Regions from separate parts of the Mus musculus genome. Here region 1 is linked to region 2. A link is a loop called in an ENCODE intact Hi-C map of the cell type or tissue named here. Cell type or tissue: left cerebral cortex. All regions are shown on one strand. Links, peaks and the distances in the headings refer to the core of each region. The heading gives the core; the rest is flanking DNA. Region 1 overlaps Runx1t1 (RUNX1 translocation partner 1). Region 2 has its middle 140 kb from the start of Gm2560.

Region 1 (4,000 bases), core at 1-4,000, 570 kb before region 2:
TCTTCCTTCACTTTCTAGCTTGGCCTTTCTGGATGGCCTCACTGAATGTACCCTGTAAGCTGAAATAAACTCTTGCCTTTCCCCGCAAAAAGAAGTCTCTTTCTTAGGCAACAATAGCATTTGGTGAAGTATTAGTTACTGTGTGTCATAGAGTAATCAGCACGGAAGTAATTACGCTTATATGCACTGATTGTTTTCCTGTAGTAAATGTCCCCTTATGAATTCTGTCTGCAACCACTGTTTTTTTGTAATTTTCTCCAAACCATGTGTCTTACCTTTTAATTATACTAGCTTATAAAACTAATATAGTTTTATAAAAACTAATGTAGTGCTAGTCTCTAGAAATATGTGCAACTATTTAACCCTTCCTAATGTCTGGCAGAGTTTAGTCTGTATTAATGTAAAATAAAATTTTGATGTGTAAGAAACAAATTGTAGTGCTATACATTAAGCTGACGTTTTGCGAGTATAAAAATCACCATAAAGGTGTAGTGTATAAATGCTTCTTACGTGGAGGGACATATTATTCATGAGAAGTCTTGAATAAACTAACTTTGTAAGCAGCATTAGTTTATCAATAAGCTTAAAACATGGTGCCATTTATCTAGAATCGTCGGAATCTAAGAACGACTTAAGTCTCAACATGTGCCAATTATCCCATGAATGGCAACTGTTTGTTTTATTAAGTGTAGTTTACTCAAGCCTGTGTCCCTCTTTATGGTCTTCTCTGTTATCATTATGATCAAAACAATGTGGGGCTGAAAACTTACATGTGTGAAATCGAAATACTGATAAATGCAAACATTAAGGTTCTTAATTTTTTCCTTTTCTTATTCAATTAGACCTAGCCACAACCCCCAGACTTCAAGTGCATCGAAACAACCCTATATTTCTTTATTATTATTATTATTATTATTATTATTATTATTATTATTATTATTATGAGATGGAGCCCAGCACAGCTACCAAATGCTGAACTGCTTTTATCTATAGACATCCTATTACTCATTAACTATCCTGAGTATTAAATGCGTGTATCAATATTGAGTTAGTGTGCTGAAGTCCTGACACATTTGTGACTTCAATAATTCTTGATCCTCACAGGCATATATCTAGATGCCAGTGTCATGAGTGTCCCTGTCACATTTATATTCTTATCACTCTCTAGTTGTTTTCTGTGATGACTAATTTTAACATTAGTGCTTCTTTTCCCTGAAAACACAGGCAAAAAAAAATAAGTCAACAAAAATTACATATTTGCAAACATTTCAACTTGAAATAATCACAACAAACAGAGCAATAACTAAATATTACTTTCCCTCGGTGTCTTTCCTATTATGCAAATCAGTAAAATATATTTGTAGTTTTCCCTTTTTACCAATAGGTGGCATTAACAATTTTAACTTTTGAAATATATCTCTGGATATTTTCTAATTGGACAGAAATAATGCAAAACATCTTATACTTAGAATTTTTGGTTTTTTAGCCTAGGAAAAAACTGTAATGAATTTATTTAATCCAATACATCCAGGATGTACATACATTCATGAATGAAAACAGCCTTGTGATTCATCAGGTTTTTTTTTCTCTCTCTAAATCAGCTCAGAGAAAGATTTCAGATCACTTACTTGTCACAGTAATTGGAACACAGTGTCTTATAACTCTAGAGGCATTCAGATCTTGCAAAAGACCCTCCATTTCCAGGAACTGCATACTTGCCAGCCCTGGTTTTCCTTAAGCATAAGTCTGTGAGGAATGGGAGCCAACTATAGGGATTCAGCCATCTAAAGTGGAAAATGATGTCATAGAAAAGGCAGTTGCCTTTCTTTGACTGTGATGGTCTCTGTCCTCAGTGATCTGTGAGACGAGCCCATCAGACCCTTTGCCCTTTCAGTGAGACCTATGGACTTTGTGTTCTCCTGAGCATCTTTGTTCCCTTCTCACAGTCACTGATGTTGGTGATGAGCTGGGAATCATTCACATCTGTTACTTCACACTTGGTGAGCTGAGTCAGGTGGATTGGCAATGAGTTCTAAGCCAGCCTAGGCTTGAGTGAGACCATTTATTAGGGGAAACAAAGCTTGATGCCCCCTTGGCAAGCATTTCCATGCTGTCTTTTATTTGTGGGTACCTATGTTTGTAGAGTGTAGAGATCAGCATCAGGTATCTTTCTCAATTTCTGTCTTTCTTACTTTTTGACAGTCTCTCGCTGAACCTAGAGCTCACTGATATTTTTTAGACTGGCTGGATAGTGAGGTCTAGGGAAACTACTGTCTGCCTTCCTGGAAACTGGGATTAAAAATGTGTCCTGTTTTTTTATATGGGTGCTGAATATCTAAATTTAGGTTCTCTTGCTTGTATGGAAAGTAGCTTGTTGACTCAGCCATTTTCCCAGCTCATGTTATGCTATTTTTCATAGACAAAAGAGGCTTATTACACATGATTCTTGAATTAGAATTTTCAGTTTCTTGCCTTGAAAATTTATTGATTATTTTGTTACTGGCATGTCAATCTCTCTCTCTCTCTCTCTCTCTCTCTCTCTCTCTCTCTCTTCCTCCCCTCCTTCGTTCCTTCTATAAAACTTATGGTATGGTGCTATGTATAGTGGTTCAGGCCTAAATTCCCAATACTTCATAGACCAAAACTGAAAAATTGAGAGTTCAAGGCCAGCCTGGGTTTCAAAGTGATTTCTATGCCAGTCAGTTCTTCGTGGTGAGACGTTGTTTCTAAAAACAAACAAACAAAATAACTAAAAAGAAAAGAAAGGTCTAGTTTCTTCTCACTACTTGTATTTGATAAGTTGAATGATCACCTGTGACTTTCATATCATCTAAGCTTTTGTTCCTGGACCTTGTTAGATATGCATAGTAAGATTGTATGCAACTATAATTGTTGAAATGTGAGTTGTTTTTTTTTTTTGTTTTTTTTTTTTTTTTGCTATGCTCCTTTTGAAAAGGTATAGTCCCACCCATGTAAAATAGATTACACTATTCTTATTTTTAATGCACTATAGCCATATTTGATGCTGGATTGATTAATTGCTGGGAATTGAACAAAGTATTTCACCATACTAAATCTGTTTACAACAACAATGCCTTCCTTGTTGCTTCAACCACAAGAAGCTGGAGCCCAGATTTCATTGTGATTCTAAGAGTTGAGGAATGCTATGCAAATAACCAGCTCTCAGCTGTGAAGGCACCTACCAGAGTCATTATGTGTTCACATCCCGTAGTTGTTGCTCTGTGTTCTTTGCAGACGGACTGCATACTGGAGTCTCCGAGGATTCAGTCTTGTTCTCTCCATTTGTAGGGTTACATGGCACACGTCAAGAAGAAATGATTGACCACAGACTAACAGACAGAGAATGGGCAGAAGAGTGGAAACATCTCGATCATGTAAGACATCAGTAATCTTTTGGGCTAAAAATAGTTTACAAACAAGTGACAAGAGGTTTTCCAAGTGCTTTAAAATGTTTTATTTCCTGCCCTTGGGGGGGAGGGGGGAACTGAGTTAGATTATTTGATATAAAACATGGAATCTGATTTGTAAATATATGTGAAAGCTACTTAAGAGAAATATTAGACCTTGGGAGAAGGCAGATCAGCAGGCCACTGTCTTACTGTGAAAGGGACACTTAGTTCGTAGCTTACCGAGCTCTGTATTGGGAAGGATGAATTTATTGCATAACACTGTTCGTTAAGTAGCTACCTGTCGTGACACCATCCATACCTCCTCTTTTGTCCCTCCTCATTTCTGTCAAATTTCATCAATTATTGGGTCTGAATTTCAGATCTTTCCAAGAAAAGTGTTACACTAAAGCTTTCAGAAAGAAAACATTATGTTTCCTTGGTCCTTGTCTGTGTTTATTATTCATCTAAGCTTTAACTCTGTGGTGATTTGTATAATCATCCCCTCCCCCACCCGCTGTTTCTCACAAAGCTGTTAAACTGCATCATGGACATGGTGGAGAAGACAAGACGATCCCTCACTGTACTAAGAC
Region 2 (9,076 bases), core at 2,920-6,919:
TGGCCATAGGCCAGTCTGTTGGAGGTGATTCCTCATTTGAGGTCCCTTCTTCCTAGCTGATGCTAATTTGTGTTGCATTGACAAAACTAACCACCAATTTCATGAAATCATTTGTACACAGTTATATCTCAGAATAAATGGGCATATACTGTTCTGCCAACTGAAAGGACTCTCACCTGTTCAGTAAAGAAAATAGTTTCTTACCATGATACTCCGAAGTTTTGCCAGGGTAAGTAACTAAAAGTTCCAAGGAAATCAAAAATGCCCTATAAACAAACATGATTGATAGCAGCAGTTAATTCTATTGCTAGAAACACATGAACAGTACTCTCTGCCTTGGGAGAGGAAGTGCATCTAAACTGGAATTTAAAATCCAATCTAGTCCTTTATCAGTAGAAATAGAAGAATGTATTTACAAAGAAGTACTGTCTCTGAAATTTCAGTTCATTTTCATGACATTATCTGAGACAAAATGAATGAATAAGTCAAAAAAGAAGAATGTGTGGATTCTAAACACAATAGCTGAACCCTGTGAGGACTAGAGCAGACAAATTCCACACTGATGACAAAAAGCAGCCACATTGCAGAACTGGGGGGCATCAGCTAGGAAAGGTCCAGGACCACAAGAGAAAACATACAGGAGAAAACATAACTCAGTGGGGGAAAAAATGGTGGCCTCCTTGTCCAATGGAGAGAGACCAAGAGAACTGTTTTAAGTTAGTCTTGATGAGGAGAAAGCAGGCTTTTCAGCAAGAGGAATGAATAATCTGATGATGATTACACCTTGGAAGGAGTCGGAAAAGGACAAAAGTGAGGACAGAACGATGTAAAAACAACAGAGGTCACCCATTGACAGACATTTACTTATTCTGTGAGTCTGATTCACTAAACTAAACTAAGAAAAAGTAAATTAAATTAAAAATAAAAACCTGAGGGCGCAGCTTCTAGAGTATCTTATCAGAATTCACTGTTTGAGCTGTTACCTTTGTCCCATTTGTCAAAGGCAAGTCTGGAGCCCAAAACAGAATCAACCACACTTGCTCAGATAGAGATATTTTCTGTAAAATTCTCTGCTTTGTAGTAAGGGAAAGATTTAGACTATGAGAGGGAGGAAGGGGTCCATCCACAGAGAAAAAAACATCAGAAGGTCCCATTTCAAATGAGGCAGGAGACAAGGACCCACATTGGAGATTATCCTCTGACTTCTATGCCATGGCATGAGCATGCCTGTACTAAAACAACAAGCACACATGCATACACATACATGTACCCCAACACGACAGAAACTAAAAGTAAATCCAGTCATGGTGAGATTACTGAGTGGATATGCACAGGGTCATGGTTCCAAATGTTTGCAAAGTATGGAACAAGGTTAAGTCAGGAAATGAATTATCCATTCAGAGTTGCATGTCAAGGAAGCAGACAGGATAGACACTTGCAGTGATTCACTAAACTAGAGAAATCAATTTGAGTTCCACTCAAAATAATGGAATGTTAAAAAAAAAAAAACCATTCAAAGACAAATCAAATTGTTCTCTGGTATTGGAATAGTGGAAGCCAGGAGCAAAACCAGGCTTCATTCAGGATATGTTTTCCCACATCAGCCTTGCATCCTGTGACCTGGTTTTGAGATCATGTATATCTTTCAAGTGAGGTGGTATTGCTACTTTTTGAAAATAAAGTAGGTCTATACGTTTTGCTCTCTGTGTGTACCAGTTCTACTCCATGATCACAACATGTGATTTTAGAGGAATCTAAGTGGGGGAACGAGTTAGTAGCCATTGTTAATGAGGCTCATGCCCACGTGGCCACATGACATGGGACTCACTACCCTCTAAAAGACAAATTGAACTCCAGTGTCAGTCACTGACCTTAGGGAGTGTGACTCTCCAAGGGTGACACGTAAAGAAAAGAAGCCCAGGAGGAGGTAATTTAGGATTTATGGAGTGCTGGGAGCGTTTGAGGGAAGGTGTTTGAAAATAAGCATTAACATGAAAAATAACACACATTTATCTGTACTGTGATCTCACATAATTCCCTGAGTACCCATGGGTTCACAGAATGTAAGGCTCCAGGCCTCGGTTAACTGCTCTGTCTCCTGGGGACATAATTAACAATTATCATTGCTAAAGGAAAAATAAATAGATACTTTCAACGTACTCATCGAGAATCTTTACAGAAAAGCTGTAGAATAGAGTCGCTTGCTTTGATATAATAACAGAATAAAAACCTGCCAAGAAAAGAGCAGTGATTAAAAAAAAAAAAAAGACACAAGTTTTATTTGTTTGCATATTACAAGTAGATTATAAACTAATTTTGCAAACTTAAAGGCATTCCCACTAGCAACACCTACACAGGTTTTTTTTTTAAGCTGAATCATATCACATCAAACTTTAAAATGTACCTTTTCATGCAAAGCAGGCATGAATATATGCTCTTGCTCTTCACTAGTTTTCTGCCTAGCTTTCTAAGTGGCAACTGCTACATTCTATCACTCACTCAGAGAATGATGCCAACATTCAGTAGTTGCACATCTGGTTTCATTTTGCTCTCTCGTCCTCATCTTTGATAACCCAACTTGCAGACTTCTGTTCTTTTCTGTCAATTTCTAAAACTTCCAAAGTGGCAGGGGAAAGCACTTATCTGCACGTATCAGCAATGTTAAATGGAAATGAGAATGGCCTTGTCTGGGGGCTGAAACACTTAATACTCTGCTGAGAAGAAAACTAGTCATTTATTTTGGTACAAATGCTGATCAATCAATGAAATATCTCATGAAGACAAAGACCTGACAATATGACCAATAACCCTGCCCTGCTTTTTTATGAAGACCTATCTAGGTTACCTTCATCAGAAAAGAAAATTTAGCTCATTATTTTTCCCCATAATTTGTTTATGTGAGGAAACATTCAAATTAATGTTATTGACATAAACACATAGCTTACTTAGACTAAGTGCAGAGCATAATATCATGTGATTCCAAACTTAATCTGGAGGTGTGGTCTTAGGGTTTCCTGGGAAGTGGACAATGCTGAGAAAAGCTAATTTTCAGTGGGCATCCGCAGCTTCTTGAGCTTGAACTTCAGAGCCTCCCAGGCGCAGAGGCTCTTGGTCTGCATTGTGTGAATACTAAGGAGACACCAATCATTGCCTAGGAAGCATAGTACACTTCTTTGATTGTCATTCTTCCTTATCAGACAGGATGCTCCATGATACCTGGCATTTTTCCCTTTCATATTTCCAAACCTTCATTTTCTACTAAAACTATAAAATAAATCAGAGCTCAACAAATATTTGCTGAATAAACTGATCACCCTCACTGACTGGTACATTTTCACCAAATGCGTTTTATTGAGTTCACACACAGATGGGTGCAAACATGTCTGGCACAAAGACTCCTGTTGGCCATTACTGCCGGAAAAGGTCCCGCAGAGCTCAGCAGCCAAGATGTGTGACTTCACCGAGGACCCGACCACAGAATTCAAGGAGGCTTTCCAGCTGTTTGACCGAACAGGCGATGGCAAGATCCTGTACAGCCAGTGTGGGGATGTGATGTGGGCCCTGGGCCAGAACCCTACCAATGCCGAGGTGCTCAAGGTCCTGGGGAACCCCAAGAGTGATGAGATGAATGTGAAGGTGCTGGACTTTGAGCACTTCCTGCCCATGCTGCAGACCGTGGCCAAGAACAAGGACCAGGGAACCTACGATGATTATGTTGAATGCCTTCGTGTGTTTGACAAGGAAGGAAATGGCACCGTCATGGGTGCTGAAATCCGTCATGTCCTTGTCACACCGGGCGAGAAGATGACAGAGGAAGAAGTAGAGATGCTAGTGGCAGGGCATGAGGACAGCAATGGTTGCATCAACTATGAAGAGATGGTGCTGAATAGCTGAGGACATTCTGTATCCCGAGCCTGTTCCTTGCCCAGTGTGATTTCTGTGTGGCCCCAGAGGCTCCCCTGTCACAGCACCTTGCCCATCTGGTTTCTTTTGGATGATGTTTGCCTTCACCAAATAAAATTTGCTCTCTTTGCTCTCAAAAAAAAAAAAGGAAGAAAAGAAAGAGAGAGAGAGAGAGAGAGAGAGAGAGAGAGAGAGAGAGAGAGAGAGAGAGAGAAAGAAAGAAAGAAAGAAAGAAAGAAAGAAAGAAAGAAAGAAAGAAAGAAAGAAAGAAAGAAAGAAAGAAAGAAAGAAAGAAAGGCTCCTGTTGTCTGAAAGATGCAAAGGTTTCCAAATGTTCTGTTTCAGGCCGTGTCACTATGCTGTTGATCTGTTCCCTAGGACTTGTGGTTAAGGTATTTTAGACTGTTCTATAGATGAAATGTTTGTGTCCTCTTGGAGTTCACATCAGGAAGCCTAATACAAATAAAATGGTTAGACTAGTATTTTGTGGAGAGTTTTGAAGAAAACTTGCTCTTAAAGGTTAATCCTTCATGAATGACCTTAACCAAAGAGAGACAAGATTCATCCATTCATATTCTTCCCCATCCTTCACCCTTCTTGACCACTGTGAAATAATATAGTGAAAAAAGCAGCCAACATCAGAAAAGAGGCAGAAAGAGAGCCTTTATTGGGCATAAGATCTGTGAGAGCCTTGCTCACAAACTTCTCAGCCTTGAGAGCAGTCAGAAAATACATTTCTGTCTTCTGCACCACCCCATCTATGATATCTTGTCACGCTGCCTTTGATGGACTAAGACAGACATAGAAAAATGACCATGGCATGAGAAAGACAATAGCCTGAGAAAAAAGTGGCCCTTCTGCTTTATGTAAAATCAAATCAAGCTCTTGAGATTATGATCTGATGGCTGCCACAGAAGGGCGCTGTAAATTCCTCACAGTCCATTTTCTAGTGGTTTTAGAACTTAATTGTCTTTACTTGGGTCAATAGCATTGAGCATGGAGGGACGTGTGATAAGATGGTTGTGGCGTTTTGTAGGCGATAATTAAAATCCTTGCTTTTTAGCAGGGAAATTGCTTTTACTCACAGTTTTCTTTAGAGCTGAACAGATCATTGAACTGTACTTGCATCCTCCTCTATAAATATGTATCAATACCACACTAGTCATCCTCTGTGCTAAGGAGCTTGTACTGAGCCAGTATTAAAGTTGGCATGCAGGGCTGGGTTGAATATCAAAATGTGTCTCTCTGTAGACCGTTTGTTATGCTGGTTGACTCCCTCATTAAAAATGGAGGAATTATTTACTTCATTTCTGTTTATTTAAAGTGGCTCGGAAGCAACTGGATAGCAAAGCGTTTTCAACAAAGAGAAATAGTGACACCTTGTGGAAGAGTCTAATTTCATCTCCAAGTCTGTTAACATTTCTACCTTCAAAATAAATGTTTAGGAGTACACATTCTCTCCCTTGGGAACAAGTGTACCTTTATATTGGACTTGATACCATATATATTTCATATTATTTTATGGTGCTGCTATCAATCACACTGATTTCCTCTTAAAAAGTAAAATTATTGACATTCTTTAGTGACTCTCCAGGCCTATTATTGTAAATAATAATGGTGACTACAAGAGATTTATCCTTCCAACCTATATCCATCTAAACATACTCTGAAGCAGTAACAATGTGCTCTGTGAAGCATTGGAATCAAACAACACGGAAATACAGGGAATTTTATAATAATCAACAGCACTTACCACTGCTCTTGACAGGCTTTGCCTATTTTGCATATAATTTCCAAAACTGAATTAAAACACATATAAGTACCAAGTACCCAAATGACCATATATCCAAATATTGAGTGAGTAGTAAGCTGGTGTGAAGCTACCAGCAGCTAATGTTAAAATTCTATGGCTATTAATTATACTGCCAATCCTGGATGAGTCCCTTGCAGCTATGGTGAACTTCTGGTGCTTACTCAAGTAGTCTCCCCAAAGGTCCACAGAAATCAGGCCTGAGATGTAGTTCTCACCTTCCTTCTGGGTTCCAGTAGATGTGGGTTTAAGTCTCCTGTATAACACCGGACAAGTTTCTGAACGTCTATCACTATATATCTAGCAATGGACCACTAAGCTTTTACTAACTGAATGATGTATTTTAAATATTGAGGCAGCATTGCCAGAAAACTATTCTTTCTCTTTTCCAGTGTTACCTTTCTCTGTTGCTGCTTCTCTGGGTCACACACCGGGACTTCTTTGAGTAAGTTTCTTGAATGATGCTGTTTTACATGGAAAGTGAGAGCAGATCCTCCCCACACTGCAGTCTAGAGTTTGAGCAGCATCTCGGACTAACCAAAAACCGGACTCTGCCATTTACCACCTGTGTGATCTTGAGCAAAGTACCAAACTTCTCTGGGACCCTGTTTCAGAGCACTTAATAAATGAGGATTGAGCATTGTCCTACCTCCTACAGTTCTATCATGAGGATTAAATGTGTTAATGTATGCAAAGCACTGACTGGCACCAGGCAAAAGCCACGTAAGCATTCACTATTAGTGTAGCATTGTATAAAATAAGTGATAAAGAAAACATTTGGCCTACTCATTAAAATGATCTTCAGGGTGTGTGGAGGGGATGGCAGGGGTCGGGGGGGGGGAGGAAAGGCATTTCACTTCCAAATGTGACCAGCCCAGGGAAGACCATCAGAGTCAGATGCTAGACTATTCCAGTGCTACTACTGGTCACTTTGGTGTGCTTAACTGTTTATGAATACATACGCTCAACTGGAATATGTAATTCATTTTATCCTTTTTAGATAGATAAAATCACAGTTTGAGCTTAAATTATGTTCTCTGCTGTGATGTAGACATGGTTGGATATTTTCCAGCCAACAGAAAGAGGACGATCAGCTTGAGCCTATTTGGGTAAGAAACTGAAGCAGATCTCAGGAAATAACTCATCCTGAGAGAAAAAAAATCTCAAATAAATATGCCCAGTAGCAAAGTCTGTGATCTCTACACAGGCAGCAGAATCTTTCTCACTAGAGTGACTTCTAGTCCCCTTCTCAATTTATTGAATACTGTTTGTTTTATTGATTTTTGCCATTGTTGTTCATTTGTTAGAGACTTGTTCTTTCTGTATTTTAAAAACTATTTCAGAAGAAAGTTTAAAATGCACCTTATATTACTGACTAACATTCACAGCCATTAACTAGGTAGCACTGGGTAAATTCTTGGATGTTCTCAAATACCTTATCTATTAACATTCTGCCTTTCATTTACAATTTTATTGGTGGTTTGTTTTTTTTTGTTTATTTGTTTTGTTTTGTTTTGTTTTGTTTTGTTTTACACTGTTACTCACTTCTGAAAGCACAAAACTGCAAGCAATGCACTCTTTCTCTTCATGGTACTTAGTCTTATGGAGAAATAGCAAATGTGGAACAACTAAACAAAGATGAAGACTTCCATGTAAAGACATCTCTCTCTGAATGGATGTCCTCATCTCTGAATGGATATCTGATGTCATATCGGTAACTGTAAGATGGCAGAAGTCTTGATGACACACTAGGTATGCACCACAAGTATAGCATTTAAGGCACAATTGAGAGACTCTTAGAAATTCTGAATAACTAAATCGAAGGGTCCTCTTCCGGGAATGGTGGTGACCCTAGGGTGATAGAAAAAGACCAAGTAAAAGACCACAAGAAACAAACCTACGTATCAAATGGGGGTGTGCTGCCATATTATTCCTCTTCTTTGACATTTGTATGGCATTCCTTTTATGATAACAAAGCCTTTTATATGGAATCACAGATGTTCCAGATTCTATAAAGCTCAATTCTAATTCTACACTGAGGCAAGAACCCTGCCTGCATTCCCCTAGGGTGGCTGTTTTTTCTAAATACCTCTAGTGATTGAGAATTTGTCACTTCTTGAGACAGTACATTTTTCTTTTTTAGGAAATAATTGGTAAAGCTTAAAGCCAAACACGGAAGATTGATCAATCCATTTATCTTCTTTCTTCATCTTTGGAATATAATTAAAGCAAGTAAATAATTATTTTTTTAAAGTCCCCAAATATTAAGGAAGTGTAAGAAAAGTCCAGCAACCAAGTTTTCTCCTTTGACCACAAAGGAAGCTGTCTTTCCCACCCAAGCTGCAGCATGTTGGTGCTGATAAAGATGCTAAAACACAAGACTGGAAACAACCTCACAACAGGCACAGTTAAGGGTAGGAATAGGCAGTACAGCCTCATGTGGGGGCAGAGGAATAAAGTATAACTGGGCATTGAATAACTTCCAGCATACTGGCCACCATCCAATCTCTCCCTCAATTTGTCTATGAAAATTCACATACCAAAAATAAACATTTCTGCTCTAGACTTGAGTTCCTTTCTAAGTGACCCCTTCCCAAAATGTTCACTTTGCAATGTGGTTTACCATTTTGCCTATTAGGCCCATCCACAGGCCAGTACTTCAGAGATTTGGCTGCCATAGTTTATCACCTAGGTTCTTCCTTCCACGTCAAGGTTATATTCCTGACTGCTGAAAGGGCTCATGAATTATATCTAGCTCTCTCCCAGAGAGTTGTCATCAGATGAAGGAAGTTGCTTGCTTGAGCCAGCATCATCTCTGGAGACAACATAGATCTAATGATGTGCAGGTGTAGGCTAAGGCACTCCATTCACTTCACTGTATCTCTGAGAGACCTATCCAGAGTCTTTTCATGTTACTATGGTTTAATTGTGCACCCCAAGATTCATCTTTTGTAAACCACATCCCCAGGGCTCCAATATCGAGAGATAAAAACTGTAAGAGATGATTAATGAGTTTATTATAAAATCAAGCTCAGCTTCTCTCTTGTGTTGTCTCTAAGCAGTGACATCTTTTGCCCTGTCAGAATACAACAGCACAGCCCTCACCTGATGCAGCCCTGATCTTGGGTTTCATGTCCATAATGGTAATAAATCTCTGTTCGTTATCAATTATCGAGTCTGTGTATTTCCTTAGACCCGCACAAAATGGATCAACCTACATATGCTTAAGGACTAGTTTCAAGCACATTAGGATTCAATTTATCACTGTCTTTCTAAAGTGTTGATAACAAGGGAATTCTTTTTAAACCAGCTTCATGGTCCATTTCTCAGAGAAGCTACTCTTACACACTCATTGTAGACTAC

What was found. A loop is a pair of places that touch in the nucleus more often than their neighbours do. Peaks named below come from ENCODE experiments on the same cell type or tissue, not always from the same donor. Only the 100,000 strongest peaks of a DNase experiment are listed, where the experiment ranks them.
Region 1: it touches region 2 in a loop (4-fold over the local background); 10 of 42 quality-filtered maps call a loop at or near these places.

The regions. Positions count from the first base shown.
Region 1 is chr4:13,861,892-13,865,891 of GRCm38, forward strand. Runx1t1 (RUNX1 translocation partner 1) reads left to right here. Exons shown (of 11, transcript NM_009822.3): 7 at 3,310-3,395; 8 at 3,940-4,000. Among named protein-coding and RNA genes, the nearest start is that of Runx1t1, 79 kb to the left of the region's middle. In left cerebral cortex, for the core only: a CTCF peak has its summit at 1,376 (motif pointing right); a DNase peak (open chromatin) is centred at 2,306.
Region 2 is chr4:14,430,444-14,439,519 of GRCm38, forward strand. It overlaps the pseudogene Gm11836. Among named protein-coding and RNA genes, the nearest start is that of Gm2560, 140 kb to the left of the region's middle. In left cerebral cortex, for the core only: a CTCF peak has its summit at 5,302 (motif pointing left); a DNase peak (open chromatin) is centred at 5,142.